Regions from separate parts of the Mus musculus genome. Here region 2 is linked to region 1. The links are chromatin loops, found by intact Hi-C in ENCODE. Cell type or tissue: left cerebral cortex. All regions are shown on one strand. Links, peaks and the distances in the headings refer to the core of each region. The heading gives the core; the rest is flanking DNA.

Region 1 (15,835 bases), core at 6,616-9,115:
ATGGTTATATCAGATATCTTTGGCCACAATGATTAATAATCTTCATGATAAGAGACACTTGCTGGGCAGAGAGTTGTAGGAGGACTGTTGGGGTTTGTTTCTGTGATAAATACTGTGACCAAAAGCAATTTAAGGAGAAGGGTTTAGTTTAGCTTACAGGTTGCAGTCCATCAGCTGGGAAGGCCAAGGCAGGAACTCAAGGGAGGACCTTCAAGTAGAAACCAATGGAAGAATCCTGCCCACTGGCTTGCATTTGGGCTCATGTTCTGCTATTTGTCATGTATAGCCCAGATATGCCTGCCTAGGGATGGTGCTGCCCACAGTGGACTGTATCCTCCTACAATTAACAGAGAATTCCACCGACTTGCCCACAGGCCACTCTGATGAGGACAACTTCTCTATTGAGGTACTCTCTTCCCAAGTATATTAAGTTGACAAGCAAGATTTACTACAACAGGGGCTTATGCAAGCATGAGATTTCATCAATGTTTTATATAGACACAATTAGGCAATCTGATTTTATTTAATTTGGGGCATTAGGGTTAACACAATTTCTATTTGATTTTGACACCTTCTGCTTTTTGCTTTTATGATATATATATGTATGATATATATATGTATGATATACATATATATATGTAAAATACAAGTTTATATATATGTATATGTATGTATATTTATATGTTGGTGTGATAGGCAGTGGAATAATCAGTTGTCCCCTCCACTTTAACATTTGCTGCCCCAACCATTTTTATTTTTATTTATTTATTTATTTTTTAGCCTGGAAGCCAGAGATGATAGACTACAAGGCTGAGTTTAGAGAAGATTCTTGTAGAAGACTTTTCTTTATATTATAAAAGGTATTTGAGAAATGTTGAGGTTTGGTTTTTTGTTATCTATTGTAATGCTAAGAGCAGACCCCCAGGACTCAGTTGTCCCAGAAATGAGAGAGTCCCCCCAGATGGTTGTGAGCCACCATGTGATTGCTGGGATTTGAACTCTGGACCTTTGGAAGAGCAGTCAGGTACTCTTACCAACTGAGCCATCTCACCAGCCCCCTAGATTGGTAAATAGAGATACTAACAGCCAATAGTTGGGCAGAAGATACATAGGTGGGGTTTGGGTTTCCTGGGCTTGGGGTGGGAGGAGAAGTGAGAGGAGAAGAGGGTATAGGAGGAAGAAGGACAAGCCACCACGGGTTAGGTGAGCCATAAAAACATGGCCCTGAGGGCTAGCAGATTGGAGCTAAGAGTAGCTCAGATGGAACATAGTAAATAGTAATAACTTGGGGTTATCGATAGGAAAGAAGATTCTAATAGCATGGAGGGTAGGTACCTGCCCAGATCTTGTGCTGTTTAAGGCTTATTGTAAATATAAAGGTTGTATGTATTTTTTGTTTTGTTTTGTTTCTCTGGAACTAAATGGTCAAAGGCAGGATAGTAACCCAGGGTTGGGATTAAATCATTTCTACAGGAAGTGTGACAAATTCAGAAAATAGTTGTAGCCTGGGAAATAGCACTTCATTGTCAACTGTCCTATGGTTATGTAAGAGAATGCCTTAGTTTTAAAGAAACACATATTGAGGGGTTGGTAAGGCATCCAGTGGATAGAGCACAGGCTGCTCTTGCAGAGGACCTGTGTTCAGTTCCTAGCACCCACACTGGGTGGCTCACAATGACCTATAACCCCAGCTCAACGGATCTCCAACATCTCTGGCCTCCCTGGGAACTCACACTCACACACAAGTACACATCATTACAGATGGTTTTGAGCCACCATGTACATGGTGGGAATTGAACACATATTCTCTGGAAGAGCAGCCAGTGTTTCTAACCACTGAGTCACCTCTCCAACCCCATCTTATTAAAACTAAAAAAAAAAATTAAGATATACACATTCAAGTATTTAGAAGTAAAGGAGCATAATATTTCTAAATGTGGTTTAGAAAGATGTATATATCTATGCATTATGTGTATGTATGTATGTATGTATGTGCATATATGCATATACTTTCTGTATCTCCTGGTTCAATTATATATAAACTTATATATAAGTTTGGAGAGAAGGTAACGGAGACATAAAGAGCGGTGATGACAAAGTTCTTGCACAGAGAAACAACACACTTAACACTAAGTGTCTTCGGGTTTTGTTGCCATGAAGAGACACCATGACCACAGCAACTCTTATAAAGGGAAACACTTCATTGGGGCTGGTTTTCCAGTTGCAGAGGTTCAGTCCATTATCGTCATGGTGGGGAAACATGACAGCATGCAGGCTGACATGGTGCTGGAGAAGGAGCCGAGAGTTCTACATTTTGATCTGAAGGAACAGAAAGAGACTGTGAATCATACTGGGTGCAGCTTGAGAAACTCAAAGCCCACCTCACCATGACACACTTCCTCCGACAAAGCCACACCGACTAATAGTGCCACTCCTTATGGCCAAGCATTCAAACACATGAGTCTATAGGGGCCATCGCTATTCAAAACCACCACACTAGGGGAATTTGTAAAGAGTGTAGGGGATTTTGTACTCTTTGTACTCATTCTTGTTATTTTTCCTGTAGGTCTGAGCTTCCTTCAAAATGAAAATTACTAGCCGGAGCTGGGGATATGACTCTGCGTTCCAACCCCAGCATCACAAAACAAAAGCAAAAAGCAATGGAACAAAACCCAAACATCAACTTACACAACCGTCACTCAAATCTCTTTGTCCTCCCAGGGTGAAACTCAATATAGGCAATTCCTGTGGAGGTAAATGCTTTAAGAGCCTCGACGCCCCCACCCTCAAAATGTGTAGTTTCTCCTTTTTGCTTATTAAAGGCATGCCACTCACTCACTAATTCTTTGGCTTGCAGAACGTTCAAAGCTAACTTGCTAGCAAACTATTGTTAAGTGCACAATGCTCTCAAGAATTGTCCCTGTGTTCTCTGTACCCGCTGATCCTTTTTTGTCCCATAGTTTCCAGACCAGGCGCTTTTCTGCTTACACATCATCTGTCAGGAACTGCCCAATCTCTGCACAGGTCTCTATCATACCACAGTAAAACTTCACGTGCTAGGACATCAATATCCCAGAGGCTATGCCTCCGTAATTTTGCAAGCAAAACCCCAAAGTGAGGTTTGTGAAAGCAGGTTTTTTTAAAAGCCAAGACTCTGTGATCTAGAATTACCGATGGTGAGTTTTGCTTGGCCCAAGACTAAAACTCAGAGTAATTCGAAGAACCTGCACCCACCTTCCCAACTACCACTCACTCCACAGTAAACAGTGCTTCTTGTTAAAAGGCTGAGAAGGATGAGATGTGGACATCAGCCAATTCAAGGCTTTGTTTCCTGCCCAACATCAGCCTAACAGTCCAACATCACCTTCATCTGCCACAGCTACATGCCACAGCTGTGTCATGCAATAAGATGGCGGCTGGGAGCACACGGCTGCTGGGTGTGGATATTTGCATGCATGTGGGTAGTGTGACCAAGAAACTTAACTGCTAATTTATGGTAGGCAGTTACAGGGTCTGGCACATAGTTCAAGAGTAGACTGTCTGCCTAGCTTCCCCAGAACCCATAGAAAAATAAAATCTACTTGTACTGGCTAGTTGTCAACTTGACACAGACTAGAGTCATCTGGGAAGGAGGAATCTCCATTGAGAAAATTCTCCATCAGATCGGTCTGAATGCAAGTCAGTGGGGGCATTTTCCTAATTGATTATTGGTATGGGAGGACACAGCCCACTCGGGGGATGGTACCACACCTGGGTAGGTGGTCCTGGGTTGTATACATAGGAAGAGCAAGCCTTGAGGAGTGAGCTAAAAAGAAGTGTTCTTCCGTGGCCTCTGCCAAAGTCCCTGCCTCAGCTCCTGGCTCTGTGCTTAAGAAAAAAGAAACCAACACAGTGGTGGTTATCATCCCCAAATGACTTAAATCTCCTACAGTTGCTGCATTATTTACACAGAAAGCTCTGGCTTCCCTCAGTGATTGACTGTGACAGCGGCTTATAAGCCAAACAAACAATTTCTTTCCTGAGCTGTTCTCGGTCAGTGTGTTCTGCACAGAAATAGAAACCCAACTAGGGCACCCGCTGATTTTAATGTAGAAAACCTACACTTGGGGCTGGAGAGATGGCTCAGTGGTTAAGAGCACTGACTGCTCTTCCGAAGATTCTGAGTTCAAATCCTTGCAACCACATGGCTCACAACCATCTGTAATGAGTTCTGATGCCCTCTTCTGGTGTGGCTGAAGACAGCTGTGTACTTACATATACAGTGTACTTACATATAATAATAAATAAATTTTAAAAAAAAGAAAAAAAAAACTACACTTGGCTAGTGGCTGATTGCTTTGTTGAATACTTGGGACAAGAGCTAGGTTGTGGATAGCCCTGGGACTAATTATATTTGATGATAATTCTGTTCTCCTCTGAGGGGTTGTGAACAAGGAATGAGTCAGCACTCAGGTGATTTCCTGTAAACCTGCTTCCCACCTTAATTTGTAAAATAAAGGAGAGCTGATGATTGGGCAGATAAAGGGAAATTGGAGCAGAAAATTGGGGGAGAGAAGAAGGAGAAAATTGAAGAGGGAGGATGCAGAGGAGGAGGAGGAGGAAGAAGAAAAGCAGAGCAGAAGCACGTGACCTAAAGAAACTGCAAGTTCTAAGGGGTCTCATAAGCTATAGAAGATGGCAGTGCGGTTGATCTGCCCAATCTAGGCGCACAGCATGTATTCATATTAACTGTGTTGTGTTTTCATTGATGGGGCATATTTGGGTTGAAGATTTACCGCAACAGAGCTAGGGTTTTATATGGAATTGACAGGGGGTGGTTTAAAATGCACTGGAACTATTGAATGAATGAATGAATGAATGAACGAATGAATAGTAGCCTTAAAGAAAGAGTTTTATGGCTGTTATGGCTAATCGTGACTACCAGCTTGAAAAGGTTTGAAATCACCTGGGAGACACACTGTGGGCGTGACAGTGGGGGCATCTTCTCTCAGTGAGGCAGCTGTGGAGAGAAGAAACACCAGCCCAAACATGAACAGCATCATTTTCTGGGCTGGGTACCAGACTGGATAGAAGAAGAAAGTGAGGGCTTTCCGAATGGCTCAGTGGAGAGGCACCTTCCACCAGCCTGATGGCCAGCGTTTACTCCTGAGTTACCACACATGGTAAGAGAACTGACCCCCACACGTTGTCCTCTGACTTCCATGTGTGCACTTTGGCACAATAAATCAATAAGTGTGTGTGTGTGTGTGTGTGTGTGTGTGTGTGTGTGTGTGTGTGTGTGTTTAATGTAAGGAGAAAGGAAGCTCGGCACCAGCATTATCGGTCTGCTTCCTGACTGTGGGCACAAGGTGACCAGCTGCCTCGCTTCTGGTACCTGACCATGATGGACAATACTCAGTAAGCCGTGAGACCCTTTAAGTGACTATTGCTGGGCATTTTATCACAGCAACAACAACGAAAAAGAAACTGATGAAGTGGTGGTATCAGGTCCAAGCTACTTAAATCACCTATGGTTATTGCATTATTTAACCAGCAGGCTGCAATGTCACCTCCAGTTTGTGGCAGTTATCATCAGCTGATGGGACATTTACTCCGGGGGAATCTTGCTTTTTATTTTTGGTGCTGGAAAATCAAACCTGAAGCCTCGGTCACGCATACTAAGCCAATGTCTCCCCCCTGAGGTATATCACCATCCCCATCTCTGTGTTCTTTCTTGCAAGGACTATATGTGCAGATCATCAAAGGCTGTTTGAGATCAGTAATGCATGAGAGCAAGAGTAGAATTTTACTCAAGGTATGCTTTATTTATGAGTTTTCTGTATACTTTGTAGGAAGGAAAACAGACTGACTGTGAATGTCAGCAGAGATCTAATGAGCCCAGACTTCCTCCTGGTCCTCGGCAGGAGGGGCTGTGCTCCTACTCAATGGCCTGCAAGATCAACAGGTGCTGGCAACAGGCATACTAGACAGCCAACTCCCTGAACCAGCTGTCAGCTGGCTTCAACCTGCTGGCTGCCCAACCTGGCATTTTGTCTCCCTTGGCAAGTCCCACTCTCAGGCTTGCTCTATGAAACGGGAAAGAAAGCACCGAGAATGGGTGAGGGAATCACTCCTCTTGGAGTCCTGAGCCATGCTGGTCCAACCTGCATGAGCCAACTGTTCTCCCACGGAGCGCGGAGAGGCAGAGACCATGTGTGGAACACCTTCACTCACAAGTTCCAGCATGGTACCTGTTTAATGATATATATATATATATTTCCTCCAAAGACCGGAAATCATCAAGGAAAATGGAATACATGATATCACCGAGAGAAGAGAGCAAAAATTACTAAGATTATGTTATTCTCCTAACAAGATTAGCATGGAAACTCCAAATCAGCTAAGAGTCTATTAGTTGCCAGTTTACCATCATTAAGAAAAATTAAGTCAAATGCTTGAAATTGCCTGGCAAAGAAAATCAATGTTGCTTTCACAGCAGATAATGACTCTGCTGGCCCTCTGTATGTATCAGCTGTGTTGGACACTCATGCTTAGTTATGGTCAAACACTGATCTAGAGGCTGCTACAAAGGGATGTCACAGAGACAATAATATCTTGAGTTAGCAAAGCAGACTAACCCTCATAGTGTGGATGAGCCCCCTCCAGTTGATGGAACCTCAAAGAGGAAGGAATCCCACTCCAAAACAGAAATATGGGAACCTTGCCTAAGTGTCCAGCCAGCCTGGCCTGGCCTAGCCTAGCCTGCAAATTATAGACTCAAGACCCTACCACCCACACCTACCTGCATCTTCTCCCAGCAGGCTTTCCCTAGGGATTTCAGGCCTGCAGGACCCAAAATTCCATGCACGCATGCGCGCATCCACACACATCCACATGACTATTTAATTCTCGGTTCTATTGCCCTAGAGAGCCCTGACAGACATGGCTATATTCTGAAGTTAAGGGTGCACAGAAAGTTACTAGAGTAAGAAAAATTTTTCCAAGATTTATTTATTTTATTTATATGAGACACACCAATAAGAGGGCATCAGATCCCACTACAGATGTTGTGAGCCACCATGTGGTTGCTGGGAATTGAACTCAGAACCTCTGGAAGAGCAATCAGTGCTCTTAACCACCGAGCCATCTCTCCAGCCTGAGTAAGAAATGTTTAAAGGCTCATTATCACTAGAGTTGGTTGTTGAAGAAGAGGCGTCAAAGACCTTTCTTAACTGTGTGTGGTCATTTGCTTCAATGTTAAAACCTAGTTACTTTGATTTCATATGAATGTAGAATCTGACTTTCATTGAGACTTTACAGTCTCAGACGTGCTCAGTGTACAGTATAAAAAGCAAGAACGAGGCCATACCTGACTTGTGGTATATTCTTTTCTAGCCAGTGGTAAATACTTCAATCCAATCTGGGATGCGGGCAAATTTGAATTTCTTACTTAGCTTCCAGTAAGACTCATTATTTAAGGAAACACTGGAACTTTGCAAAAGTCATTGTATTTTTCCCCCAAATTCAAAAGTAACTAATGTTCCTTGTAGCCCAACTAAGTAACAAATATAGGCAATGGAATGATAGATAGCTCTGAAAGGGGACGGGACGAGTACTTGCCAAGTACATGAGAGGCCCTGGGTCTAACAATAATGAGTACACAAACATACACATGACCACACACACACACACACACACACACACACACACACACACACACACAGAGAGAGAGAGAGAGAGAGAGAGAGAGAGAGAGAGAGAGAGAGAGAGAGAGTTTGTAAATCCAATGCCTTTGGGCAGTGCTAAGAACATTAGATACCTGGGTCAGGTAAGATCAGAGGTTGGAAGGTAAATGTTTGAAAGCAGAGTAGGGGCATTGAAGACTTGATCTCTAATCTTTGCCAACTGATGTAGGGTAAAAGGATCTAGAATGCCAGTTCCAAGCTGCCAACATAACCTGGATGCAGAGTTGGTAGGGGGTCGGGGGTAACATCGTAACTGTCTATCTGAAGCTAGTGTGAGCAAGCTCCAGGACTCCTTTGGGTGGGCTGGCCAATATGTGGTGTTTTGAGCCTCAGTGAAGTGAGGAAGGAGAGCCGGTGGGAGACTGTGTGGAGACAGCAATGACCAGCTCCAGTGTCAGAGACAAGGGGCAGGGGCTAGTGTTTTAGCAGGGGTGATATAGTTAGGGCCAACCATGGGTTGCTGGACCTTTCAGAGCTAAGAGGGGTGTCTTAGTCAGGGTTTCTATTCCCGCACAAACATCATGACCAAGAAGCAAGTTGGGGAGGAAAGGGTTTATTCGGCTTACACTTCCATACTGCTGTTCATCACCAAGGAAGTCAGGACTGGAACTCAAGCAGGTCAGGAAGCAGGAGCTGATGCAGAGGCCATGGAGGGATGTTCTTTACTGGCTTGCTTCCCCTGGCTTGCTCAGCCTGCTCTCTTATAGGCCCAGAGATGGTCCCACCCACAAGGGGCCTTTCCCCCTTGACCACTAATTGAGGAAATGCCTTACAGTTGGATCTCATGGAGGCATTTCCTCAACTGAAGCTCCTTTCTCTGTGATAACCCCAGCTGTGTCAGGTAGACACAGAACCAGCCAGTACAAGGGGTAGAAAGATTGGGGAAAAGAGGGATGAGCAGAAGCAGAAAGATGTGAGACCCCCTGGTGTGGTGAGGACACCTGCGTGCCACATCCTGTGCTCTCAGAGGCCAGCAGAGGAAGAAGGCATTCACATGCAGGGAAGGCCTGGAACAGGTCACCTGAAGACAAGCAGGATGATGTGACCCTGTGGCCTGGCGTAAGTTGTAGGAAACCAACGGCGAGGAACCCTGTCTGTGGCAGGGATGGGAATCTGGGACTGAACTGATAAGCGTCCAATGTGCTAATACTTGTGAGATTCATCTTTTCTATTATTAGGAAAGAGGACAAATGCAGATATGAGTAAATACATCTGAAATGCACGGTGTTAGGCTGGGGTTAGAAGGGTTGCTGGAAACTTGCGCTTTTAACTGGATAGATATGACTGTGCATGTAAGATATATTACACTGCACAGCTATGTGTGAGTTTAAGATTATATGATATGTTAGTGCATATGCCCATGAGCTATATCTCTGTGTACAGATTCCTGGAAGGCTCTAACAACAGCAGCATCCTACTACTACTGTCCAGTGGGCTTGTGTTTGTTCTTGTTTCCCTGATGGTGGTTTCCCGGAGGGTTACACCTAGGGCCTCACACAGGCGAGGCAGGCACCGGACTACCGGTATCTTTAGACTTCTTTGATTTTGAGGCAGTGTCTTCACTCTGTAGCCAAAGCTGGCCTTGAATTAGTGATCCTCCCATTTCAATTTTCCAAGTCACTGAGCTGAACAGGCTACACCAGCAGACCTAGGTCTAATGCTGATTCATGCTTTATCAGTCGCCATTGAAGAGAGTCGGGTTTCTTGGGAAAATGTCTGACACTAAGACTGGAGCGGGGAAGGTTCAGGATTGAGTCTGGAATATCTTCTCCTCCTCCTCCTCCTCCTCTTCCTCCTCCTCCTCTTCTTCCTCTCCCTCCTCCTCCTTGTTATGTTTTCCCCAAGATACGGTTTCTCTGTGTAATAGCCCTGGCTGTCTGGAATTCACTTTGTAGACCATACTGGTCTTGAACTCACAGAGATCTGCTTCTGCCTCCTGAGTGCTGGCATTAAAGGGGTGTGCCACCATGCTTGGCTTGTCTGCAATATCTTATTGTGCCAAAAAATTAAGGATTGTCTCAAGAAACTAGGGAAATTTGATTAAAAAGGAATGAACTGCCTCCTAAGGGCCAGCAGCAGGTCACACCTCATGGGACCAAATGGGAATCCATGAATCAGTATTAGACAGAGAAGTGATGATAAAGATGACGATGAAGGCAAAGAAGAAAGATGACAGGTAGAAGATCTATCAAATAGATGTCGCCTAGAAGGTAGGTAGATAGAGCATAGATACATAGATAGAGAATACATGATAGGGAAAAACAGGTGATATATATGTATATACACACATATATGTATATGATAAGTAAAAACATAATATATGATGACGAATAGATGTTATAAAATAAGATACATGATAGTAAATAGACAATAAAAAAGCATGGATGAGGGAGGGAGGGAGGAATAAGGAGAGAATAGAGTTTTTCTTCCAATAGGCTATATAAGCAGAATGGTTGCACCTAAGATATCAGTGTGCTAATTCCCAAGACCTATGACTCCATTGCCTTGCACTGTAAAAGGGGCTCTCTTTGCATAAATAAAATTAAAGGGCTTCAGGTGGAAAATTTATTCTAGGCTATTCATCTGGGTCCAGTGAGTCAAAGTCAGAGTTAGAAGATAGAAAGATGAAAGCAGAGATTAGAGAGGTGAGGAGACACTAAGCTCTTCACGCAGGGATGGAGCTGAGATGCAGAGGACCTTCCATAATAGTAGTTCTCAGCCTGTGGGTCACAATGGCCCTTTCTCAGGGTCACATACCAGATGTTTACATTATAATTCATAACTAGCAAACTTACAGTTCTGCAGTAGCAATGAAAATAACTTTATAGTTGGAGGGGTCACCACAGCATAAGGAACTGTATTAAAGGTCCATGGCATTAAGAAAGTTGAGAAGCCCTGTTCTAGAAGCTTGGCAGGCCAGAGAGTGGGTCCTTCTGAGCCTTCGGAAGGAGTGGAGCCAGCAGTACCTGCTCTTAGCCTGGTGAAACTGATTTAATTTGACCCTACAGAGTATAAAAAAATTAACTGATATAATAATAATTATATTATTTTCAGGAACTAAGTTTATAAGAGTTTGTTCCAAGAATAATACAAAAGGATGCAAAATTGGACACTGATATAAATACCAATGGGGAAATGTAGAAATTGGGAAGCAGCTAAACATAGTTTGAGGAATGAATATAATAGTTCCTTCTGGAAGTGTCAGTCAGCAGGGTATGGGTGGCACATTCCTGTAACCAAGCACTTGGAAGCCTGGAGCAAGAGAAAAAATTGGAGGCCAGACAGGCCACATAGTAAGTAAGGCTCTGTCAGAGAGAGAAAGAGAGACAGAGACAGATGAGAGACAGAGAGAGAGAAAAGGACATGGAGTCAGGTTTGTATATGCTTGTCCCAAGGAGTGCCACACCCACTCCAGTGGAGTCTGCATGACAAGTCCAAAAGCTTGCCCGCAGTCCTGAGGCAAAAAGTTTCACAGAAACTGGTCTCCTGGAGAGTCTCTGGCATCCCATAACACAGATGTGGTCCAGATATGTCCTTGCAATAGTTGGTGAAGGGTTCTGTGTGCTTTCCTTCAGTATTGTTTTATTATAGGTGCCCCCAAAGAATGATTTGACAAATAGCTAATTAGATTGAACATTGCTTCCTAGCCTTTACCAGTGTCCCAATGTCCTTGGCAGTTGTTGAGCTGACCCTGGGCTTGGAATTTCGTAAGAATGTTACTTATTCAGACAAAATGCCTCCAGTACTGAAAGAGAGATAGTGAAAGAAATTAGGCATCATAATTTACTAGATGGAGTTAGAAATTTCAGGGCAAGTTTAACAAAGTAAGTTTGGAATTCTTTTTATGGTTATGTATGGCAGACTGCATTACTTTTCTTTTCTTTTCTTTTCTTTTTCTTTTTTTTTTTCCAGACAGGGTTTCTCTGTGTAGCCCTGGCTGTCCTGGAACTCACTCTGTAGACCAGGCTTGCCTCGAACTCAGAAATTTGCCTGCCTCTGCCTCCCAAGTGCTGGGATTAAAGGTATGTGCCACCTTAGAGGCTCCCAGACTACATTACTTAATAGAAGAAAGTTTGGTGGGCTCCTTTGGTAAATGGAGGTTCCCCACAAACACTTAGAATAGCAGCTGAGTCACTACCATATGCAGGAATTTACAATGGTCTAGGAAGAAGGAGGGTTGCATTATTCATGAAAAGGTTAGCAAGAGCAGAAACCCCTGGTTCAAGTTTTCACAAGGCTCAGAGGAATAGCATAGTTAGGTGCTTACTAAGGGACCCTTGTGACTAGGGTGTGAAATCCTCACCAGCTTGTGGAATAGTTGACTTCAGATAGGGCCGCTTTTTATCTCAGTTGTAACCACTGCCTGATTCCCGCCAGTCTTTATGTATGCATTTTTCTGTTTTGTGTCATTATGCATCAGATAACCTCAATGTACCGTGGCTGATGTGTCATCTAACTTCATTGTTTTTTTCTGTAATATAAGTCTGATGCTAACTTTGAGAAATTACATTCAGATCCAACACTCTTTTGTGTTCGTGTCTGTTTGTCACTCACCGACTCCTTGCCCACCTGAGTACTGAGACCCTGATTTCTCGCAGGGTTGAGGGACTTCGACAGAGCCAGCCTGCAGCAAGGGAGTGGCACTATTAGGAGGTATAGCCTTGTTGGAGTAGGTGTGGCCTTGTTGGAAGAAGTGTGTCACTGAGGGATGGGCAATGAAACCTTCCTCCCAAACACATGGGGTTTAGTCTTGTCCTAGCAGACTTCAGATGAAGATGTAGAACTCTCAGCTCTTCCTGCATCATGCCTGCCTTGATGATACTGGACTGAACCTCTGAACCTTTAAGCCAGCCCTAATTAAATGTTGTCCTTATAAGAGTGGCCTTGGTCATGATGTCTGTTCACAGCAGTAAAACCCTAAGATACACATAAAAAGCCAGACTTGATGGTTTAACCCCAGAACTAGCAGGGACAAGGACAGGAATAGATGGTACTCTGGAGTTCATTGGTGAGAGAAGCTAACCTAATTGATAAGATGTAGATTCAGTGAGAGATTGTGTCTCAAAATATAGTGTGGCAAAAAAACTGAGGAAGACACCCTACGCCAGACACCCTACACCAACCTCTGGCACATGCACACAACATATGTACACATGTGCCTGTACTTACACATGCACATAGACAAACATCTATACTCCAGACGCAAGAACATACACATGAACTTTCTTAAGAGGAAAAATTAGACATTTTTACTATATTCAAGGGTTTCAGTGTGCATAATTATTTAAAAATCAACAACAGGCCCTGGAAAGATGATTCCATGGTTAAGAACACTGTTTTAACCATGTGGTTAAGAACTGGCTGTTTTCCAAAGTACCCAGGTTCTATTCCTAGCAACCACATGGTGGTTTACAACCACCTATAACTCCAACTCAAGGGGAAATATAGCTGCCTTCTGGCCTTTGTAGGTAAGAAACATATTCATGGAACACAGGCATAGTCTGTTTCTACCTCTTAGCCATTGGAAGCCATGTTGCATCTTTGCCTTTGTGTCGGTATTTCTGTAGAAAATGCCCAGAACTGCTGTATCAAGCTCTGGACCTGATACTTTGTTTCACGCTGCCATTGTGGTTCCCAAAGACTGCTGCTTCAATTCCTACCAAGAGAATTCACGTACACTATTGTCTACTGTGGGATTCTGTCATTCAGAGGAACTTCCTCACTAGACATTTGTTTTTTTGTTTTTGTTTTTGTTTTTCAAGACAGGGTTTCTCTGTATAACCCTGACTGTCCTGGAACTTACTTTGTAGACCAGGCTGGCCTCGAACTCAGAAATCTGCCTGCCTCTGCCTTCCGAGTGCTGGGATTAAAGGCGTGCACCACGTCCAGCTTTTTGTTTTGTTTTGTTTTGCTCACTAGACATTTGACCTGTTCATCTGTGTTTCTTTTGACTGTCAGTGTTCTTGACACTTTTCTTGTCTGACTGACCTATTGCTGTAGGGATGGGCAGAATTCTTCATGCTGGAGAGGCGGGGCAAGCTGCAGCCTTCCATTTTCCAGATAATGGTGGTGGTGTTGCTGTTCTCACTGAGGTTGGAGTTTTCCCTGAGACTGGGTTGGAGGAAAACGGCTTCACTCCAAGAACAAACATCTCTCCTTCCTGTGTCAAATGCTGTAACTCATCTTGGTTTCCAAATAAAAAATTTGATGTGTACAGGATTCTAGAACCCACTCCAAAAACACCCAGAATTCTCATTCACTTGATATAGCCTTCTTGCTGTTGTTGTTGTTGTTGTTGTTGTTGTTGTTGTTGTTGTTGTGAGTATACTCTGCTCTTGCAGAAGACCCAAGTTCAGTTTCCAGCATCACTGTTGGCCACTGCAGTACTCACTGCTCTGTAATTCCAGCCAGGGCATCCAACGCCCTCCTCTGGCCTCCATAGGCATTGCACTCACGTGTACATAACCCACAACAGTCACACATATGCATAGTTTAAAATAAACAAGCAAAACTTTTGTAGACTAACACCAACTAGGGTGTCCTCTAACGGGAGGCACACTCTGGTTTCCACTGGTCTCTGGGGTCATGTTCAAAAGCCAGCTTTCAAGTGGCACAGGAGACTGGATTAGCTCTCTCAAAAGGAAAGCAGCACAAATACCAAGAGTTGCTAAGAGGCATGTGTGGGTTTTACACAAAAGAGGAAAGGTAAAAGTCACTCATTCCCAAAGGCAACAGCCAAGACACGCTTAAGTGATAAGACTAATCAATTATTAAAGAAACGCCTTCTCCATTAGGTTTTAATTAAATATGAGCCCCCTGGGGCACTGATAGCAAGTCCAAAGCTCTATTTTTCCAAATGATGGTGAATTTCACCTCAGGATTAGAACATCAAATATTAAAACTAAGTAAGCGTGTAGCTGGAAATCTGCACAGAGTGCAGGAAATCGTTTGATGATTGGGAGAACTCACAATGGTATGTATGTCCCAGAAAGGCAGCCCGTTTATATGATTAGTCTTGATATTGCTGAAGAGAATTTCCTCTAGAAATGTGCCTCAAAGCTCTTGAGGAGGAGACAATAAGCCTCCTCCTGAATGGAGTCTGAATGGGGCTCGTGCTAAGGTCTTTTAGAGACTGGATGCAAGGGAGCCATGCTTGACGCTTTCTTTTTCTTTCTTTCTTCTTTTTCTTTTCTTTTCTTTTCTTTTCTTTTCTTTTCTTTTCTTTTCTTTTCTTTTCTTTTCTTCTCTCTCTCTCTCTCTCTCTCTCTCTTTCTTTTTTTTTTTTGAGACAGGGTTTCTCTGTATAGCCCTGGCTGTCCTGGAACTCACTCTGTAGACCAGGCTGGCCTCGAACCCAGAAATCCGCCTGACTCTGCCTCCTAAGTGATGGGATTAAAGGTGTGCGCCACCACTGCCTGACTTGACGCTTTCTTATGAGGATGCTCAGAGTTTATCAAAGCAGGGAGCCGAGAGACAGGAAGAGTATTCATGCGTATGAACGTGACCTGTGTATCGAATAGAACCCCCTACCCTGGGATGGAGAAGACTCAGTAGACTTGATGTCAGGTATCTAGCATGGGTAGCCACATGGGCGGAGTTAGGACAATTATGTGTCATCTCAAAGCCTGAAGAAAATATAGGCATATATGGCAGGAATCAGAGGTCTCCATCCCTTAACAGATCAGTTAGGGTTCTCCAGAAAGAAGAACTAATCTGGATGTGTGAACAATTTAGATCCCAGCTCACTGTGGATCCTCAGAGGTCAAACCTCCACAGGGGAGGACTGGTAGGCTGGGCCGTCAGAGAAGGGCTGATGTAGTTCAAGTCCAAAGGAATTCCTTCTTCTCTTAGACCTTGGTCTCTGCTCTCAGCAGGACTTTCAAAACTGACTAGATGAGGCAGGCACACATTGTAGAAAGTTAATCTGCTTCATTCAAAATCTAATTTGTCTAAATGTCCATACCATATAAAGAATATCTTCATTGGGGCTGGTGAGATGGCACCATCTGTAGAATATTTGCTGAGTAAGCAGGAGGATGGGCATCCCCTCTGCAGAGACCACATAAAAAGAGGGCTATGATGGGATACTCCTGGAACCAGCCCTGTGAGAG
Region 2 (15,835 bases), core at 5,538-8,037, 84 kb after region 1:
GTCAAGCAAGGAAAGGAAATTCCGAGGCTCCTGGGCATCCCTTCCTTGGAGACGTAGCTGCTCACTGATGCCAGGAACAGAGTTATCCAGTTAGTACCTACTAGGATTGAGCCGCCTGGGTTTTCCAGCTGAGCAACCACTAGGTTTCCTCATAAGCAGGGTTGGTTTGCTGAGTCCTGCAGCAAAGAAGTCCCAGTTTCTGGATCAGTGTGGGGCCAACATCTGAGCAATCCTTGCAGGTTCCCACAGAAAGAGTTCTCTAGGTTCGGCGGAAGAGAGTGCCTACTATCCCAAAGCAGATTTGTCACTTTAAGTCAAAGGGATGAGCCCATTTCCTGGTTGTGAGGACTGCCTGCCATTTTCAAGGATCCTCTGCCAATCAAGACAGTTCCAAAGCAGAAAAAAAAATGAAGTGAAGATTTCCAACCACAGGGTGAAGAGCAGAATGGGCGTGTCCTGAAGCATTCATGGCAATCACGTCACGCTGTGTTGCAAAGATCTGAAACCACAGCTTTCAGCATCTCCAAGAGCAATGAATTGCTTGCTGACATTTTCATACAACGAAGAATACCGCACAAATTGCTACTGTATACCAGTTATTTTGTCCTAAGGGCGCGTGGTGCACGTGTATGCACATGTTGGGGGAGGGTGTTTTTGCATGAACATGCACACGTGTGTACACTGAGGTCAGAGATCAACTTGGGTGAAGTTTCTCAACAGCTGGCTACCTTGTTAAACTAGAGTCCCTAGACAGCTTAGAAAGTGCCAAATAGACCAGGTTGCACGGCCAGTAAGCCACAGGGAGCTCCTCCCTCACCAAGATCTAATAATGGCTGTGTTTGTTTGTACGTGTATAGTTGATTTACTTTCATGGCTGTTGTTTTTAACTACTAGAAAACAAATTACAGTTATGAAATTTCACGCTTAAATATTCCTGCATGCCTCTCCCAAATCCGGGAGTATGATGTATAATCGTGATTACATCATCACATCTAAAAATATTAGTAATAAGTTCATATAATCTAACCTCCAGTCAGAATCAACTTTTTCTCGATTGTTCTAATGCAATATAGTTTTCTCGGGACTAGTATTTGAATGGAAGACCTCATGTACACTCAACAAGCACTTTCTTGGGGCTCCAACCCTAGCACCCCAATGTATCTTTTTACAGCTGCTTTTGTTCAGGCAGAATCCAATTATGAGTGCACCCTGTCTTTTAAAGCTCACAGCTGCCCCTCTTTTTGCACCCCCCAACTTTGATTTATTTTATTTTTTAATATCCATGCCAGCTTACTCACATGCTAAGTTGTTCCGGTTGTTCTTTTATATTGTGATCTCACTTTGCCCTATCCTTTCTAGATGTTACATCTGAAGAGTATATGACTTGGGCAGGCCATTGTCAGAAACATTCTCGGGTAATGTTTTCTTTTTTATACATCTATTTATTTGGGGGGGGGGGGGTGTCACACACACGTTGGAAGCTGGAGGACAATTTCCAGGAGTCAGTTCTTTCCTGCTGCTGTGTAGGTTCTAGAGCTACAACTTGGGTTACCACAGCTGGTGACAAATGCCTTTAGCCCGTGCAACCGCCATGGCTCACCATTCGTAATGATTGCTTTATTTAATGTCACCCCACTGACCCAGTGCCTTTCCTCAGAAGTGAGTCACTAAAGGCTGAGATGAGACTCTGGGAAGCCCATCCTATTAGGTAGGTAAACATTCCATACCCTTTCAAACTGCTGTATTTCATGATCTCTGAGCAATGGATCTCCTTGTCAAACTTTCTGCAAAGACTACATGGTGGCCTCAAAAGTCTGTCTTAGGGGTTTTCAAACCCTTGGAAACTGAGGATGCCCAAACCAGACAGGCATGCATCCTTGAATGCAGTCAGCGGCTAAGTTGATCTCCCCAGAAAGGTAAACAAAGTTGGGAATGATAGGAATCCAGGCACTGCTCTGAACTGAGACCCAGTATTATTAACTTGTCTTAAAGACAGCCTCCCAGCAGGCCAGTTCTTTAGACTGGGGCTTAGCTGTGTCTGGACAGTTGCATTTTTGAGATCATTGTTTTAGAGTCTTGCTTACTTTTATCGATAGCTGGGGCTGATTCTGCACATTCCAAACTTGTATGGAAATACCAGCCAGACTGCACGGGCCAATCTCAATCACCTTTCTCTGCCTTCTTGGAAACCTTGAGATAGGAAAACGAAAGAAAAATACAACCAAGAGAAGAGACTAATGCAGACAACGTGACGGTTCCGGTAACTGCTCTATCCAAACTCCTTACTAGCTTCTTAAAAGACTTGAAAGTACTTCATCCACAATGAAAAGACGCTTTTGAAAATGTTATGTGGTGAATACCTTTAATCCCAGCACTTGGGAGGCAGAGGCAGGTGGATCTCTGTGAGTTTGAGTGCAGCCTAGTCTACAGAGTGAGTTTCAGGACAGCTAGGGCTACACAGAGAATCCGTACCTCAAAACCCAAAGCCAAAAAAAAAAACAAAAAACAAATAAAAAAGTGTTGCATGGGACTAGAGAAATGGCTCAGCGCTTAAGAACACCGACTACTCTTCTGAAGGTCATGAGTTCAAATCCCAGCAACCACATGATGGCTCACAACCATCTGTAATGAGATCTGATGCCCTCTTCTGGGGTGTCTGAAGACAGCTACAGTGTACTTACATATAATAAGTAAATAAATCTTAAAAAAAAAAAAGTGCTGGGTAGTGGTGGTGCACGCCTTTAATCCCAGCACTCGGGAGGCAGAGGCAGACGGATTTCTGAGTTCGAGGCCAGCCTGGTCTACAGAGTGAGTTCCAGGGCAGCCAGGGATATACAGAGAAACCCTGTCTTGAAAAAGTGTTGCATGAATAGATGAAGCTATCCTGGAGTTGCTTTGTGCTGGTTGACATAAAATAATCGCGACAAGAACAGTGCAGTCCTTGACTTAAGTCCTACCCATGCCTTACTTACCTCTGCAACAAATCCTGACTGCTGAGACAGGGTATGTGTGAGGAGCCTGGAGAGCAGACCAAGGGATGCTTCTCACTATAGAGACTATTCCAGGCTGTACCTTACTCCACGGCTTACAAAAAAAATGTATAACGATGAGGGTGTGTCCGTGTGCCTTACTTATTACGTGCATGCGGAACTCAGAAGACAACTGTGGAACTTGCTTCTCTCCTTCCATCCCGTAGATCCCAGAGGCTCAAACTCAGGCTTGGCAGCAAGCACCATTGCCTGCTGAGCCTTCTTACCACATATCTCCCCTTTCTTTGGCCCAGGACTTCCGGGACCCTAACACCAATGGGCCCTCTCTCAGATAAAGCCAGATGAGATGGTATGAGGATTTGTGCAATGGAAAAGTTCTTTAGTTGCTCAAGGGCTATTTGTTGAAGATCAATTATTAACTAACCAAGGCTGGAAGCTTTAAGAGGGGAAATAAATAACATCTTTGTTTTTCTATTAGCTTGAGCTAATAGAGAAGGGGAGAGCAGGCGATAGGCAGATGCAGATTAACTCGCCAGCTTTAACAGTATTAAGCCGGGGAGTTGGGGGGGAGGCATGACTGTAGCCAAGTAATCTGCAGACTCGGACTGGTCACATTCCTGGTCCCAGGCTGTTCACAGGATAGACTGCAATTGAGTGGTGGTAGGTGGATAGCAAGGTACATTTCTTGCTGACTAACAAAAGAATCCAGAGGGAGCTATTCCTTATCCAAATTCCTATCTGGTTTTCAAACCATTCTCACCGCTCAGCATGCATTGTCTTTAGGTCATTATATAGCTCTACGGCTAGTGCGTGGTGACCCACAAAGACCTACAAGCTATGTCCCAGGTTGCTCTAAGGTCCTCTGTGCCAATAAAACCTCCCCCTCCACATACAACCTCTAGGTTAGATTTGAGCCCTGCTAATTGTGCAATTCTTAATTCCAAATGAATTTCAAGCTTGTCTAAATGTTGTAGCATGCAACAAAGAGAAGACTCAGATATAAAATTAGGACCAATACCCTTTGCTGAAATTGGGTCTCATTATGTTGCCCAGGCTGGCTTTGAACTCTCGCAAGTGTTGGGATTACAGGAGTGCACAACCATGGGACCAGTAATTAAAAGAGAGAAAAAGAAGCCGTTTGCGCATTGGTATACTGCTCTACTTTGAAGCCTGTTAAAGAAACTGTGTTTTCTGTTGTCCATAGTAAACGGTCTATCAAGCAAGGCATGGAAGCACATCATTTAATTCCAGTACTTGGGAGGCAGAGGCAGGCAGATCTCTGAATTTGAGGTTAGCGTGGTCTACAGAGCAAGTTCCAGGATAGCCAGGACTGCACAGAGAAACCTGCCTTGGGAGGAAAAAAATTATGTAGGATTACTGGCATGGATGTTGGGAGAGACCTGGGATGTCAGAACACATACTGGTACAAGCTGTTACTGGGACAGCTAGGGAAGCCAAACAGAGAGCATGGGTGTCCAGCAGCAGATCTGTGTGGATCTGCAAGGTAGTGGCTGACAACCAAAATAGTGAGATTTCAGAGGAGTGTGGAGAAAGTGGCAGAAGAACGGGGCTGAAGTGACATCGGGTGACACTTCCAGATGAGAAGCCAGAGATAGAAGTACAGCAAATGCAAATAAGGGGCCAGAGGAGAGAAAAGGGGGCCTGTCTTTTTTTTTTTTTTTTTTTTTTTTTGGTTTTTGGAGACAGGGTTTCTCTCATAGCCCCAGCTGCCCTGGAACTCACTCTGTAGACCAGGCTGGCCTCGAACTCAGAAATCCACCTGCCTCTGCCTCCCGAGTGCTGGGATTAAAGGCATTCACCACCACACCCAGCTCAAGGGTGTCCTTTCAACCAAAGCAATCAGGCAGTTTAGGGAAATGACAACACAGTCAGGCCTCACAAAACCCAAGAGGAACAAGAAAGCCTTTTGGAAGTTAATAAGATGCTGTCCAGCCACCACACCAGGCTCTCAGACACCAGCTTTTGATGAGAGCAAATAGGACCTAGAGATAGCTTGGACTTCTCTCCTGCTGCTGTTTGCCCGTCAACAATGTTTGTTGCACATATATTCTGTACGCTCTACTTTCCCAACTCAAAATAACTGCAAGGACTTCATTATAGACAAAGAAAGAAAACAAACAAACAAACAAATCTAGCACTGAAACCCAATAAGCAAAAAAGCAAACGTGGTAAATTCTCGTTGCAGATCCTGTCCGACCCAGCTGAGTGACCAACGATAATTTGTTTTACATTTGTCAAATGTATGTTCATAGAATCACACTCAGAGAGCAGGACTATGGCCAGTAGAGAAAAATATCTAACCTTCACTGATTTATCTTGTGTGTGTTTGTGCTGGGGTGTTGGTGTGTCTGTCTGTCTGTCTGTCTGTGTCTGTGTCTGTGTCTGTGCATGCATGTGTCTGTGTACAGAGGCTGGAGATAAGCCTTAGGTGTTGTTCCTTAAGAGAAATTCACCTCGGTTGTTTGAATCAGTCTCCCACTGGCCTGGGCTTTGTCCCGCAGGCTAGGCCGGCTGACCAGTGAGCTCCAGGTCTCACTGTAGGTCTTATCTCCCAGCCCTGGGATTACAAACTTGTGTCACCACATCTAGCTCCTCCCACAGTGCAGGGGATCAACCTCAGGTGCTCATGCCTGTCACATTACTGACTGAGTATAGCTCTTCTGCTACTTTGGGAATTCTTTTTTCTTTAGCCTCCTCTACTCTTCTCTATCCTTTCAACTCCCTAACACCAAAGAGGAGAAAAGAAAGAAGAGGAAGGACAGGAGGTGATGGTGTTGTTAAATTACTTCCTGCTGGTTAGGGGTACCGAGTTCTGTGAGGCAAGTTTGATCTTTGCCATCAGGATATCTAATTTCTTCTTTGTGCATACCTACTTAACAAACCCTGACCAACAAGCACCAACAGCAACCAATCAACAACCAACAACCCACCCTGACTCTCTCGGAGCCCTAGCACTTATACATCCTCTGAAAGATCCCCAGAATCCCCAGTGTCACATCATCACAGAAACTATCTGCTGGTGGCAAAATCATGCCTCTGCTACGCCCTGAGGCAAAATCTTAGTCAGCTGCTCTGGACAGTCTGAAGGATTAAAATGAAAACATATTCTTATTTCTGTGTTTTTTAAAAGAAATTTTAAAGAAAATCATCACTATAACTGAGCTCCTGTAAAGAATTTGTAATGTATTTTTAAAATTTAATTTGTATATTTAATTTTATTAAATGTGTTTATTTTATTTTATTTTGGTGTATTTTTTTTAATTTAATTTTTAGTGGTACTGGGGATTTAAACCCCGAGCCTCGTGCATGCGAGGCAAACATACTACCATTGGCCACACCCCCAAGGATCTTCCAAGCTCCATTAGAATAGCAACAGGAAGAGATTTTGATGTTCAGTGTTAAAGCTAACCAACCAATAATGGCTAAAGGCATGTGCTGACGAAGACCATTTGAGGCTATTGAAGGTTACCAGCACAGACTGCTTTGATGAAAATTCACTTCATCTGGCATGGGTACCCAGCTAGCAACACTTAGCTATTTTTACATCTCCCTTTCCCTGAATCATACCAGGCTGTGGCCCATCCTTATCTTTGGGGGATGCAGTATTTTCAGTGCTTCTTTGAAGCCATCTTTGCTTGGGTATCCTCAGCCTCTTTGGATGGAAAACAACACTCTGAGACAGCATCTGTCCCTTGGTGGAGACAGTACTGGGAAATACCCTCTTAAAGCTGTGCTGTCTTAATTTCGGAAGAGGAGATAATCGTTGTCTACAATTTAACACAGAAACAGTAGCAAATCGGTCCTTCATCTTGCCATCTGTTAGTGACAATCCCTAGATATATGGTGGCCAGTGTTATAGCATGTGACAATTTTGTTTTTAGGTCAAGGGTTCACGTAGAATTTCAGAGAGCCCTGTCTTCCTGCATTTTAACTGAGCTGTCCACTAAGCAGTTTGGTATTTTGTGATGGTTTATCATCCTTCTAGTGCATTCATCATGGGATGTTTACATAATCTTCCTTTAACATTAATTTCTCATTTCCTTGACTTAGCAACAAAGCTCTTTGTTTTGGAACCAAATTAATGAATCACTTTTTAAAAAATTAATATTTCTTTTTATTTCTGTCCATGAGTGTGTATAGTATGTATGTGTACCGCACACATGTCTGGTGCTTGTGGAGGCCAGAAGAGAGCATTGGATTCCCTGGAGATACAAACCAGTTATGAGCTGCCATGTGGGCACTGGTAATTGAGCCTGAGTCTTCTTTAAGAACAGCCTGTGCTCTTAACCACTGCACCATCTCTCCTTTTAAAGAGGGAACATCATATGGAGTAGCCTAAGTGTCCATTAACAGACGAATACATAAGGAGACTGTGACACACATGCACAATAAAATGTTATGCAGTAAAGTGACTAGAACTGTCAATTATGTTGTAAAATATCCCAGACTAAGAAAGACAAATATGTTTTCTCTCCTATGCAGATCCTAGATCTAATTAATATATATATGTATATGTGTGTAGGAGAGTGTATGTCATGAGTCAGAAATGGGACCGTAAGAAAGGGAAAGAGGTCTTAAGGGTGGGTGTATCAGAGTACACATGACAGGAAAGCAGAAGTGGAGGAGAGAGGAAGGGGACACAGAGAGGTGGGAAATGGGGGAGAGAAAGAGGAAAGAAGATCAATAGAAAGTATGCACAAAAGGCTGCATGAGACTCATTAAGTTGAAGAAGAAAAAAAAAGGAGTGTAGCTAATGTGCACTTGGGGGTGGGGGGGTTGTCAGCGTGATGGTCTAAAATCATCTGGGAATGGAGGTTCCATGAGGACTTGTCTAGATTAGGCTGGTCTGTGGTGATGCCTGTGGGGAATCTTGGTTGGACTGAGGGAAAACATCAGGACATTCCCTGGACCACGGCAGAGGGAGCTCCTTCACTGTGTGAGTGGGGAGAGAGCTGGACACTGGCATGCAGACATTACTTCATGGCTCTCTGCTCTTGACTGTGGTTGCATTGTGACTCCCGCTTCAAGTCCCTGCTGCCCTGACTTCCCTGCAATGATGGACTGTACCTGGAATCGTGAGCCAAGCCAACCCTTTCTCCTCTCTGTTGCCTTTGTCAGGATACTTTATCACAGCAACAGGAAACAAACTAAGCCAAGCGTCACAGCTAATTGCTCCCAGGATGCCCTGACAGGTGGCTCTCCTATCTGAAGCATTCAGTTCTACTGAGTAGTATGTACAAGGACATGGGCCAGCTAGCTTCTCTAGCCTAAGGAACCAGACACTGGACTCGATTAATAAATGTATCATGACACTTATTTAAAAAAATATTTATTAGGAACAGACCGTGTGTCACTGAAAGTACAGCTGTTGGGGGGGGCACACACGGTTCCTGCTCTCAAGGAGCTTACATCTTAGTGGGAGGAGACATTCAAATAACTTACCTGAGACGTGAGGAAGAGGCGGAGACAGATAGAGTGGATAACACATCTTAGGGACGCTTCCTCTCATTCTGGCGCTTTCTCTTAAGTCTTTATACACGCTATCAAACTTACAGAAACTAAAGACGCGTCCTTTTAGCTCAACTGAAAACATGACATTCTCTGAGCAGGTAAACTTCAAATAGCCGTCCTCTGATTAGAGGATGTTACAATCTTTCTTCAATCACAAGCGAGGCTGGCTAAGGTTTTGTGGGTAGGAGAAGAGGGTATTTAGAGCCTGAATGTTTGTTGGGTGGCCTCAGAAAAAGAAAAAAGCAAAATAGAAATCAAAGATAATGGGCTTGAAGCATAGGGAAGTACACACCGGTGGCTGGAGAACCCTGGAAATGCACAGGGTGGGGCACAGGTTGGCCAGTGTGGCTGGAATCGAGTGGGGAAAGGAGAGTACTCGAAGTTGAGGCTTGAGGCCTAACTAAGAGAGTCCTGTTTAGGCCATCACAAGACCTGTAGGTTTTACATAAGAAGCCACTGCAGGAAATTAAAAAGAGGAAAGACTGATTTGGCTGAATCTGTTTAGCCAGTTTGGAGGCAATAATCATACAAAATTAAGTGAACGTAGAAAAGATTGGTCAGCAGGCTCTTTTGACAGTCGTCCCAGAGGTGGCTGGTGGTGGCCTTGATGAGGGGAGGAGAGAATGGCAGGCTGCTGGATATATTTTGATGAGCTCACAGAGCAAGATGGTTTGGGACCCTAAAAGGGAAGAGTCGAAGATGACGTCATAAATTTTAGCCTGAGAAACAAAAGGTGGAATTGTCATTCTCCATAAAGGAGAAGACAGGAAAAGCGCAGGGGTCTGACTAAGGAGGGTATAAAAACCTGTGTTAGGTGTGAAATGTCCCGTTGCCATAAGGAAGGACCAAGGCGGGAAGGCAGCTGACCGTGTGAACCTAGATGTGAGAGCTAGGCTGCTGCTAGGCCTCTGGCAGTCATCAGAGCCATCAGAAAGTGTGTCATTTCCTAGGATCCTAGACTGTTCTGAAGGCTTAGCCTAGTACACCTCAGTCCTTGGGACAGAAGGAAGACTTGGCAGAGCAGGAGGACAGAGCCATGTGACGAACACGGGTATTCCAACTCTGGAGACGGAGAAAGCATCTTTGGAAGAGGGGACTCCTCTAAAGGCAAGTGCCAGCAGGGAAAGATCATGGCAGGCCAGTCAAAGCTGACCGTGGGAATCGCTTCATGTGGCACACCAAAGTCACTCGAGAGAGGGAGAGAGGAAAACAAAACTCAAAAAAAAGGGTTTTGTTTGCATATATATATATATATATATATATATATATATGCATTTAAGGCTGTGTGAGTGTTGGCATCAGATGCCCTGGAACTGGAATTACAGACAGCTGTGAGCAGCCATGTTGGTACTGGGAATAAACCCAGAGCCTCTGGAAGACCATCAAAGGCTGCTCTTAACCCCCTGAATATCTCTTGAGCTACCTCAGATTTAAGGAACACACACACATACACACGCACACACATACACACGAATAGTAGTTAGCATGACATGTGGTCTATTATCTTCGCTATTTTGTTCTTTCTGGTTTTTAAAATTAGAAACATAGCAATACAAAGGAAAAATCCAATAGGAGTGGAAACCTAGAAAATGTAGAAAGGAACTATTTTTAGGAACAAAGTTCCTGTGCATAAGTAGAGTCTGGTAGAGTCTGAACCTGAGAACAGCCACCATCCCAGGGAAGAGAGGTGGGTAGCTCTGCTGGATGCCGCAGGTGTGGGGGGCCAAGTGGCTAAATGGTTTGCTGTGCATGAGGGTCAGAATAAGTACTCCCAGCACCCACATAAAAACCAGGCAGCTCTGCAGCCCATCTATGTAATCCCAGCACTCTGGAGGTAGAGACAAGGGACCCGGGACAAGCTAGCTAACTGGATTAGGCAAAAATGGCAGGTTACAGGTTCAGTGAGAGACCCTGCCTCAATAAACAAAATAGAGAGCAAAAGAAGACATGACATCAACTTCAGGCTTCCACAAGTACTCACACACACACACACACATACACGGAGGGGTGGGGGGGAGGGGAAGGAGAGAGGGAGTGGGGAGCAATAGAGAACTCTGATGAACTTTGTTCTTGTTTGAGTCAAATAGTTGAGTTAATCATCTTCTGGAAGAACTGGAGGTCTGAAGAGAGGCAGGAGTACCACCGTGGCCACAGACACTGGCCGCTGTACTGTCAACACCATGGAAGAGGGTGGTGGCAGTGGAAAGGCAGTGTAAGGCAAGCAAGTAAAGGCCAAGAGCGATGGGTGGACTGTTCATGTCAACAGTTTCTAATAAAAATTTGCTCTCGTATCCTCTAAGATGAAAAGAAAAACAAAAGACAAAAACAAAACTATAGACCTTCTCACACATATAAATTGACTTCTAAAACGGTTAATTATAAGTTTATATGACTGTAAAGATGTAATTTCTGATGTTTTATAGTATTATTTTAAAATAAAGCAAACCACTTAAAATTGCGTGAGTCGGTGAGATAGAAATGCTATACCATAGATCTTTAATGTACCTGTAAATTAACCTTTAATATTGCTTCCTCCTGATACTTTCCCCAACTCCTCTCAATTTCCTAATGATGCATTTCTATTCTTGAGTCCGACTATACCACTCTGTAACCAAACTATAGTTTCCTCTGAAGTGAGCTAATATTAGTATCATTAGTTAGCAGTTAAAAGACATCATAAATATTGCTAATTATTTCTTTAACTCATTCTGTTGAACCATTATAAGAAGAATTCAGGGTGAATTCTGAAGTTCCTTGAGAAAATAGCTTTCACTCTCTTTCCATTGTTCCCTAAGATTTTTAAAGCTTAAAGCAAGAGCAAAGGGCACAGAATACACGATGGCGATGGCATGTATTCTGTTCCCAGAACCCTGTAAACGCCATCCCTCCGGGAAAAGAGCTAGGGTTGTAAGGAGGGTGCTCTAGAATCTAGCACGGCATTGAAGGCTATCATGAAGCAACGACAGTACAAAGCTGGCTTCCCCAGCCCAGCAGACTGCAAGTCTTGAGCTGACACACCAGGGAGAGCGGGGTGGAAGCTTCGTCATCTTCTTTCTTTAAAAAGATGATTCTGAAAAGGGAAGGCCTCCCTTTGCATATCATCTCTGTTCCCATTTGACACTCAGCCTCTTCTGAATAAGCACTAGCTATTTTCAAAAGCGGCTTTAACAAGCTATCTATGGGATGGACAGAGAAGCTTGCTGCTTCTAGAATCTAGCATGGTACTTAAGGCTATAACAAAGCAATAACTGCCCTAAGTTAAACTTAGATCCCACCGCTGGAAAGATGGCTAATCTGCCAAAAAAGCATGGGCCACACTTCCAGAGAACTTAGGTTTAGTTCCCAGCAGCTACATGGTGGCTAACAACCATTTGTAACTCCAGTTCCAGAGGATCTGACTCCCTCATCTGACCTCACTGGTCTCTGCCTTCCACAGGCATATACATTGTGTATATCTGACTGTGCCATTGGCTTAGCCATCCAGACATTCCATTACATTCAGGTAACACCCCCCCCCGACACACCCCTACAATCTTTAACAATCAGTATATAAAGCCTGGTGGTAGTAAAAGTAGTACACACCTTTCATTAATCCCAGGCCTCACGAAGCATTAGCAGGCCTTCTTTGAGTCGCAGACCAGCCTGGTCTACAGAGTGAGTTCTAAGTCATCCAAGGGCTACACAGAGAAACCTTGTCTCGAAATGCAAAAGACAAAAACAAAAAACCCCACCCAACACATACATACGTTCCAGGAAATTTTTGATTATTTTCCTGAAATACCAACTAAAGAGGTGAAAAAAACCTAAAAGACAAATGTTCCACTCTCTCAGTAACCAGTGACCTGTATTAGAAATGGCGTATTTGGAACTCTGACAGTCACTCCAGGAATTAAATCCCAGGCGACCAGCTAGCCCCTGTCTCTGCAGATTGGTAAAAATGTGGGCTAAATTAAGATTCTCATTATCACCCATCTCTTGTCATGCTTATTTTCCTAGAAATGAGTTCAAGGCTAGCAGGAGTCCCTTTTGGAGTTTGTCCGATCAGAAATGAAGGCTACCATCCTCAATTTAAGGTTATAAAATCTAGGCCTCTTTAACTCATCAAGAAGCTAAGCTAATTCAATTGGTTGTAAAGTGAGAAGGTCGCTTATACCCTCTTACTGAACATTATGACCATCAGCTGTATCCAATCTGTTCAGGGAGGCTTCAAACACAGACATTCCCATTAACATCCACATACAGTTATGATTAATCAGAAAGACTGAAGTCTTAAGCAACAGTTCAAATGACATCAAGACTCCAATATGAGGATACAGGAAAAGGTGAGTTGGTGGATGGGTCAAAAATCGGGCTCACCCAATCCAGGCAGTGGTGATGCATGCCTTTAATCCTAGGACTCAGGAGGCAGAGGCAGGCAGACCTCTGAGTTCAAGGCCAGCCTGGTCTACCCAGTTCCAGGTCAGCCAGGACTACACAGAAAAACCAGGTCTCAAAAAAACAAAAAAAACCTCAACCAACCAATTAAAAAAACCATCATCGGGCTGGTGAGATGGCTCAGTGGGTAAGAGCACTGACTGCTCTTCCGAAGGTCAGGAGTTCAAATCCCAGCAACCACATGGTGGCTCACAACCATCCATAACGAGATCTGACTCCCTCTTCTGGAGTGTCTGAGGACAGCTACAGTGTACTTACATATAATAAATAAATAAATATTAAAAAAAAAGAAAATAACTTTAAAAAAAAATCATCAGCCAGGCGGTGGTGGCACATGCCTTTAATCCCAGCACTTGGGAGGCAGAGGCAGGCAGATTTCTGAGTTCAAGGCTAGCCTAGTCTACAAAGTGAGTTCCAGGACAGCCTGGACAGAGAAACCCTTTCTCAAAAAAAAAAAAAAAAAAAAAAAAAAAAAAGAAAGAGACACCCTCTTTTCTTTAATCTGTGAGAACTTGCCCTTTCAAATTGATAGGAAATGACGCTTAGTAACAAAAAACTAAAATGTACTCTAAAAATTGTTGAAGGACGTTTTTGCTATTTGGGGCATGCCACACACTCACACACAAACATCCCCTCCCCCCCCCCCCCCCCGCCAAAAAAAAAAAAAACAATTCAAGTCCATCTTTCAAGCTTGGAAATGTTATGTGCTACCATTTTACATTCTTGATAAGGTAAATTCTTTTGGAACCAACATTATTACTTGTCACTGATGGCGGGATTCCACATTGCTAGGCTAATACCTGAACGCCTGGAGAGGAAACCAGCCAGTTGGACCACATTCTGTTTCATGTAGACTGTTTCTAATGTTAACACACTATATAAATAAGTTAAAGGCTGCGGTAAAACAAAGTAATCAGATTCTGATCTTCAGAGTAAGAACACAGTAAAACACTGCTCTAGGAGACACAGCTGAGGGGGAGCGTAAAACTACACATTTGTCTGCTAAGGGTGGTGCACGCTTTTAATCCTAGAGCTAGAATTAAAGGCAGAGGCAAGTGGATCACTGAGTTCAAAGCCAGCCTGGTCTACACACTAAGTTCCATGCTAGCCAAGAATACAAGAAAACCCTGTCTCATAAAAAGATAGAACATTAAAACAAAACACTTTCAAACCTAACTTAAAATCCACATATTCAAAACCTAAGCCTTTTGGGCACCCCAGTTTCTCAGAGCCTATTTATTAAGCTAGATATAAATCTAACCAAATGCTTTTTCAAGATATAACCAAGGCAAAGCTGCTAAGCAGTTTTTGAAAAACTGAAAAAAAGAAAAACGTTCTTCAAGCCAGCCTGAGGCAAAGTTCAGAAGCAAATGGCCCTCCTGACTGGAATGAGGTCTGAGGACCAGGTGTTGTCACGTGCTGAGTCACAAGGGTCAGCGCTTACTTAAGTCCCATCAAAGGCCAAGGGGACTAAGGACCTACTTAAGAAAGCAGGCCAATTGTTTTTCCAATACTCTCAAAATCTGTGAAGAATACTTTTGTGTTTATAGGCATGTAGCTACCCAAAAGCCACAATACTCCATCTTACGGAAATCTCACTCCGTCAGTGTTTATGGTGACCACCAACATGCTGATGTCCGATCTGTAAGGAACTGGGAATTTTACTTTTGGATGAAGACCCCCCCCTAGACTGGGGATGAATAACCAAGGAAGTCATGTAGATAGCTTTCACAATTCTTTTTTTCCAACTCTGTCAACAGTTGGCCCAAAAGCAATGGTATAAGGCTGGCCCAAGAAATCTGCTTTCCAGACAGAGCTACACAGAGAAACCCTGTCTCAAAAAACAAACAACTCTGTTTCAAAAAAAAAAAGGAAAGAAAAAGGAAGGAAGGAAGGAAGGAAGGAAGGAAGGAAGAAAGAAAGAAAGAAAGAAAGAAAGAAAGAAAGAAAGAAAGAAAGAAAGAAAGAAAGCAACTAAGCAAGCAAGCAATGGGATGTAAATGAGGCACTGGAATGGGTGTGGGGGACTTCTCAGATAAAAAAACAGACCACACTAAAATCTCTATGGGTCAGCATACTGACTTTTGATCAGTCTATATAATGTTTATATGGATAATGTTGATTAGCATCTTGTAGGCAGGCTTTATAGAAACCTTGTGACTTTTAGCTTTAAGAATTTTTTTTTAATGCAAGGCATCCGTCTTGTGTCCTGAGACACTACATAATCCAGGCTGGCCTTGAACTCTCATTCTTCGGCTTCCACCAACCACATACATGAATTAAAAGCTGGTATTTTAGAAACCCTAAATAGTTAGCTTGAGATCAGGAACACTCATCCTTCAGACCTCCCCAGAGACGTGAATGATGGCAGCTTTTCCAATAACCATTCTACACTGCTCACTTCTCACTTACACAAACTGCAGGCCAAGGACAGGGACCTGACCAGGCTCACAGATAAAAGCCTTTGGAGCCCTGACTCAGAGCACAGCCCTCACACTCGAACAGGAAAGGTTAGGAGCCAGTTTCCCGGCTTGTGCACCACGGTCAAGCAATCACAATTAAGCTAAGTCCAAACTGACACACATTACTGAAACCATCCCTGGCTCTCCACCAAAGCACCAGCGCTTGACTGAGAAAGTGCAGCAGAGCCCACCTGCTCCATCCACTGCTGCGCCTCTCAGCACTCTCCACAGGGCAGCGAGGCTGGATGCTGCAGAGGATGAGTGGGCACACATAAAGGGGAGGAGAAATGCCATTTTCCTGGCTCTGAGAGTTAGAGGGGCTATTTTGTATTTTTTTTTTTATTTTTATTTTTCCATACTTTGACCCAGGCAGTTTGCAAACAGCTCATCAGAAGGTAGGACCCAACCCCTTGGCAT

The links. Hi-C counts contacts between places; a loop is a spot of excess contacts. Peaks named below come from ENCODE experiments on the same cell type or tissue, not always from the same donor. Only the 100,000 strongest peaks of a DNase experiment are listed, where the experiment ranks them.
Region 2: it touches region 1 in a loop (2.2-fold over the local background); 4 of 42 quality-filtered maps call a loop at or near these places.

What each region holds. Positions count from the first base shown.
Region 1 is chr8:47,564,343-47,580,177 of GRCm38, forward strand. No RefSeq gene overlaps it. Among named protein-coding and RNA genes, the nearest start is that of Gm39172, 23 kb to the right of the region's middle. In left cerebral cortex, for the core only: no CTCF peak of the experiment used is centred there; no DNase peak of the experiment used is centred there.
Region 2 is chr8:47,649,028-47,664,862 of GRCm38, forward strand. No RefSeq gene overlaps it. Among named protein-coding and RNA genes, the nearest start is that of Ing2, 18 kb to the right of the region's middle. In left cerebral cortex, for the core only: no CTCF peak of the experiment used is centred there; a DNase peak (open chromatin) is centred at 6,583.